2 separate regions of the Homo sapiens genome follow, and region 2 is linked to region 1. Evidence: chromatin contacts called from ENCODE Hi-C data. All regions are on one chromosome and are shown on one strand. Each heading gives the region's core, a stretch centred on a gene start or an enhancer-like site at or near the end of the contact. The rest is flanking DNA. Distances are from core to core; before and after follow the strand shown.

What was found. Hi-C counts contacts between places; a loop is a spot of excess contacts on that map. Pooled maps may share reads with other maps.
Region 2: a loop to region 1 is called in a pooled map, with 15 times the contacts of the local background. The contact joins the promoter of ECT2 here to the promoter of GOLIM4 in region 1. A Hi-C loop is called at or near these places in 2 of 37 single-sample maps with no recorded cell type and 10 of 50 pooled maps.

The regions. Positions count from the first base shown.
Region 1 is chr3:168,094,659-168,097,472 of GRCh38, reverse strand. It overlaps GOLIM4 (golgi integral membrane protein 4), which reads left to right and starts at 1,549. Exons shown (of 16, transcript NM_014498.5): 1 at 1,549-2,374. The coding sequence starts at 2,188. RefSeq lists enhancers at 774-823, 1,021-1,522 and silencers at 1,194-1,433, 1,724-1,773.
Region 2 is chr3:172,749,281-172,752,075 of GRCh38, reverse strand. ECT2 (epithelial cell transforming 2) reads right to left here and starts at 1,350. Exons shown (of 25, transcript NM_001258315.2): 1 at 1,219-1,350. RefSeq lists a silencer at 935-1,004 and enhancers at 1,115-1,374, 1,395-1,444, 1,545-1,814.

The DNA.
Region 1 (2,814 bases), core at 300-2,799:
GAACATTGTTTCTATTGAAGAAAAAGACATAGAGCAGGGTTTGGATCTGGATTCTAATCTTGCTGAGTAACTAACTTTATGCAAGACCTAAAAGGTCCTAGAGCTGTCATAGTCACTTTGATAAACTTTGGCTTCTTTACCAACATGAAAGTCTAACACCCTGGCTGTGATCAGTGAGACAGTGTATCTGCACACGAAAGCATTTTGAATAATTTAACGCAAGTTATTATTTATTAAGGAAAAGCACATGCAAGACACACTTTATTTTTACAGTGGTATAAATGCCACAGGGTAGCATCGTTATAAATTCAGTTTATTTTAGGGCTTTAGCAACCTATAATTTCAGAGTCCACCTAAAAAAACTTTTGCACCAGGAACTGTCTTTCTGTTGCATTTAGCTAAAGAGATTTACCCCCATTTTGAGCACTCAGGCCCATTAGCAATGGTAACGACTAAAGTCCAGTTAGAATATAAAAATTATGCAGTGTATCATAAATTACACCACACTATACAGACAGATAAAATTTACTTTTCTTAGAATTCAGGTCAACAGCAGAAACAAAAATTATCATTTGTGCATAACCTTAATTATTCCCCTCAAGTACACAGAAAAAATAAATGCAGTATACATTTCTTCGAAGAGGTTTGTGGTTACTACCTTTCCTGTGCTGTACTAGTTTTTACATAGGGAACCTTTGTTGCCCTTTAAAATGTAATTTAGAAATGTAACTGATGTGTTTTGCCACCAATAAAACAAATACATATGACAAAATGAATGGATACTCATTTCAGTCTGTACGATTTGTTTTTAAATTATTCTATTTGCAGCTAGAGGAGAAATGTGAGACCATTTCTTTCCTCTCTGCCAATGGCAAGCCGATTTCCCCAGCCCACGTGGACAATTGAACATTAAGTCTAGCGTGCTTCCAGTCTCCCGACTCCTGCCGGGCCATCTGTGGGCACACACACATCTAGGCTAGTACACTGGATGGGGTAAGGCAGTCGACATGGCATCTCTGGTTTGACTACCGGGATTGTGCTATGTAGCTATCCCATGTGTCTGCCGCATCAGTTTATTGGACAGGGAAAGAAAGTGTACTCAGCAGAGTGCACACAGTTACTGCCATCCATTCTTTCGTTCATACACACATTTTACTCCGCTCTCCACGTGCGTTCCGAACGAGAACTGGAACACACACACACACACACACACACACACACACGTGTTCACCGAACCTCACCCAGACTCAGGCCCGGACAAGTCCCCCGCCCACCCAAAGCTCCCCGCCCTTCGCCCTTCCGCCTGCCTCTTCCCACCCTCTCCGACTCCACGTGGGCGCACCCCGGCGCCAGGCGGCCGCGCTGCCCACAGAGCCCCTAGCCGGCCCCGGCACTGGGAGGGAAGGTGCGGCCCTGGGGTCGGACGGACAAAGCCGGCATCCAATCGAGCCCGGCACTGCCTCCCCGAAGGGAGGGAGCGTCTGCTCGGACGGGCCCAATGAGCAAGGAGGCCGAGTGGGACTTCCTCCCGGAATCCCGTTGGCCAGAATAGCCGGGCCGTGGGTGACACGTAAGTTGGGCAGGAGGTGGCGGGGCGGCAGAGGCACCAGCCGACCCGTCAGTGACACCGCTGTGCCGTCCCCAAAACCAGCCGAGACAGCTGGCCCCCACCCTTCCACCCATTGGGCAGGCCGCACGGGGGCGCGGCCCGGAGTCCTGGTCCCTTTGTTGGGCGCGCACCCCCTCCCTTAGGTGGCAACAAAGTCGTGCAGTGGGAGCCGCCGCGATAGGGCGGGGAGTGGCCAGGGCGGGACTCCAAGAACTGCCCGGGGGCAGCGGGGCCAAAAAGTGGGAAGAAGGAAAAAAGGCAGGAGGCATCTGGGGACAGGCGCGAGGGCAGCCGGCTCTGAAGTATGCGGAGGGCCTCCTCCCGGCCCCGGGCATTCGCGGAGAACGAGCCTCGCAGAAGTTTGGCTGCAGCTGCCCGGGCGGCGTCGATGGCTGCGCGCCCCGCGCCGCGCGGGGGCTGAGCGGGCGCCACTTCCCCTCCGGGCCGGCTTTTGTGTCTGGCATCTCCTCCTCATGCTGCGTCTGGCCACCTACTGCGGCGGCCGCTGCTGAGACGCTCGCTCGGACCAAGGGGAGGAGACGGCGGGGGCGGCCGCGGCTTTGGGTCCAGGCGGGACTATGGGAAACGGGATGTGCTCCCGAAAGCAGAAGCGGATTTTCCAGACGCTGCTGCTGCTGACCGTCGTGTTCGGCTTTCTCTACGGCGCGATGCTCTACTACGAGCTGCAGACGCAGCTGCGGAAAGCCGAGGCGGTGGCGCTCAAGTACCAGCAGCACCAGGAGTCCCTCTCCGCCCAGTTACAAGGTACGGCTAACGGGACGCGCGCAGCCGGTGGCCAACTTTGCCCCGCGCCTCCACCCGGGCAGGAAAAGTGGCTTTGGTGAGCTATTGGCACTGTGGTTGCCACCTCTGACCTTCAGGGACGTCAGAGGTGAGCGTTTCAGGACTGCCGGCACCAGAGTGTCAGGGGAGATGACATTCTCATCCTCCCGCTTCTTCCTCCCAGCGGTTAGGTTTAGAACTTCGTAGCACCAGCCCATCGTCCCGCTGGGCGTTTGGTGGGCGGGTGCACAGATAGTCCTTTACCCGAGCTCTTGTCAAAGGCCCAGCTGCAATCGGGGCAGGGAAACTGGTAGCCCTCCGCCGCTTCTGCCAGCCCTGCTCTGAGGAGCATTGTTCCGTGGATTCTAGGTATTTGCTTTCTTGTTGACTTTGTCAGTTGCTTAAAAAATGAAGAGTTTGGC
Region 2 (2,795 bases), core at 101-2,600, 4.7 Mb before region 1:
GCAAATGATCAAAAGCAGATGATTAATAAAAGGGAGGGAGCATAGCAGATGATCGAAAGCAGATGATTAATAATTAAAATTGCCCCTGATGATACTGTATATGATCAATTTATTGCCAAAACAGCTTCAAAATGTATAGAGAAAAAGAGATGCACTACGGTAACTTGATGACATAACTAACATCCAACAGTCAGATTAGAAATGGAAATATATTAATCACTTTTTTTCAAATTACTGTATTCCAGAAGCCTTTAAAATAAGCACAATAGGATCAGTGTTCATAAACCTACACAGCTTCTCACCCAAGAACAGACCCAAGGAGCTTCTAACTAAACACACTATAACACATGCCCCCTTTTATCCCAGAGATAAAATTTGCCATGTAAACAAACATTCAAGTTTCCTTTTACTTAAATACTTTTTAGGCAATCATCTTCCAAGGTGAAGGACTAAAATGCAATCCAAGATATAATGGTGGTGTTATTAACAATAACATTACTATTAACAACTGACATTTACTTAACGCTTAATACGTGGCAGACATTGTCCTAAACCTTTTAATCTCTGCAGTAATCCTAAGAGGCAGGTACTATTATTATTTTCAATGTATGGATGAAGAAACGTAGGAACAGAGAGGTTAAGCAACTTCCCCTAAGTCAAACTGTTAGTAAGGGGTAAAAGAGGTATTCAAAGCCCGGCTAAATCCAGAGGCTGCGCCTTTAACCACTAAGCCGGACACATCTGTGCCGGGTGGCTGGGGAGGACGAGGGGCGGATGGCCTGGATTTATCTTGCAAAAACGAAAAATTAAACTTCCCGCAAAGAAGCCAGGATGAATCCTAGAATAAAACCACGGCGCACTCTGAGATAAGCCCCCAAAGGCTGCAAGTGCCGGCCCCCAAAGCCACAGGGCTGCGCGGCTTGCCAAAATCCCTTTCCCAACTCCCTCCCTTCACCCACACTCTTCTGTCCAAAAGAGCCAACAGGTGAGGGCGAAGATGCCCAGCAATACTGGGGGCTTCGGTCTCCCACTCCGCGTCAGGGCCCGGCTGCTGGGGGTGGGGTGCGGCGAGGGAGTTCCCGGATCCGGGAAGCCTGAGCTGGGGCGCTCCGGAATTCGCGGTCACTAGGGGCGGGGACGTCGACCGCAGGCAAAAGAGCCCTTGGCTCTGGAGCCGCTCGCCCACTTGCACCTCTCTCACTCACACAGAGTCCTTACCACTCTCAAAAAAGCCCTAGGAGTTCCACCTCTTCAAACGCCGACTCCTCTCACAAATACCGCCATTCCTCGCCGGCGGCCGCCACAACCGATTCAAAAACTAAGCTGCTCTCTCTAAGAGCCATGCCGATTGGCGCGTGATGTCAACCTCTTTCCCATAGGCAGGAGTCTCCAGAGGGGCGGTGATTGGTCGACGCTCTCCAAGTCCCGGCAGGCGCCGCTTGATTGGTTGTGCGTGTGTTTCAAATAAGCCCAACGACTCGGGCGTCGGGACGCCAGGAGTTTGCAGAGAAGTGCCCGGATGTGGCCAGGAGGTGGCGGTGGTGGCTCCTGAGGTCTTAAAGGAGTAGCAGGTGTTTCTGTGACTACCGCATATTTACTCAGTAAACATCCTACTTCCTGAGGAAAGTTTGGGTGGATTCTCCTCGGCCCCACCCAGCTTTTTTTTTTTTTTAAACGATACCAAATCTTTTAAGCTTAAATCAGTGCCGCCAGAGATAAATGTTTCCCTGCTGCTTGCTGTGAGCTGTAGGATTTTCCTATCGGGATGCTTTCTGCTTTAGGAATGTATTTAAATTTGAGTTAAGGGATTTTGACTTTGATGGTTGTATTGGCGTGTGGCAGGGCCAAGGACCGGTCCTAGAACTCGGACTCCCCAGGTGGACTTCAAATCAGCAGCCGCTTATTTAAATGCTATTATTTAAAGCACTGCGCTCCCATCTAGGGAGTATCGCGGGTTAGAATCAATTCTTAGAAATTAGAAAAATTCTCGGATTTTTTTAAAGATAAGCTTGAATTTGATAAAAATATGCCACGAGATTCTAGAATTTTTGGAGCCAAATTGCTTCGTCTTTGCCCCCCTCCGCCCACTAAGAACTTGTACTTTCCCCTAAAGTCTAGTCAAGAATGTATCAAGTTTTTCCTGTGATTAGCGTTGCTATTATGAAAATAATTTCTTTATTTTCTAAATATGATACCATATAACACAATCTCTTAAGAAAAATACACCCCCACCAGGTGGGTTTTCCATAGTTCCCACCTGAAGGCTAATATAAATAGAAGAAGAAAGGGGAATCAGATGCCAGAACCTAAATACCAATAAGAAGAGGCAAACGTGTACTTTGGGATGGAACACTTGTGAGCATCTCAAGCAGGTTGTGGGGACTTAACAATTTTTTCTAATTTTGTCAGGCAATCTTAGAATGCCTGAAAAGTTTATAATGCTGTCCACAAAATGAATGAAGCAATCTGGTAATTATTGGTTTCCCTGCTTGTCAGTATTTAAGTCTGACCTTCATTAAAATGCTGTGATAACTGTTACGGCAGAAAAAAAGAAAAACAGTAATTGAAATTTCCATTTGGAATGTGCTTGCGTATTTGGAAGTCGGGTGTGCCCAGCATTCCAAAAACGTTCATCACTGAAAACATATTAAGCTATTGTGGGAAGCAGCCCTACTTCCTTTGTGCACCGCTTTCTGCTCAACAGACTTTCCAAAGCTAATGATTAACTGTGTATGGTATCATTGCCATGAATTTTAAGCTTCCCTAACAAAAGCTGTACTTGATTTCTTTTAAGG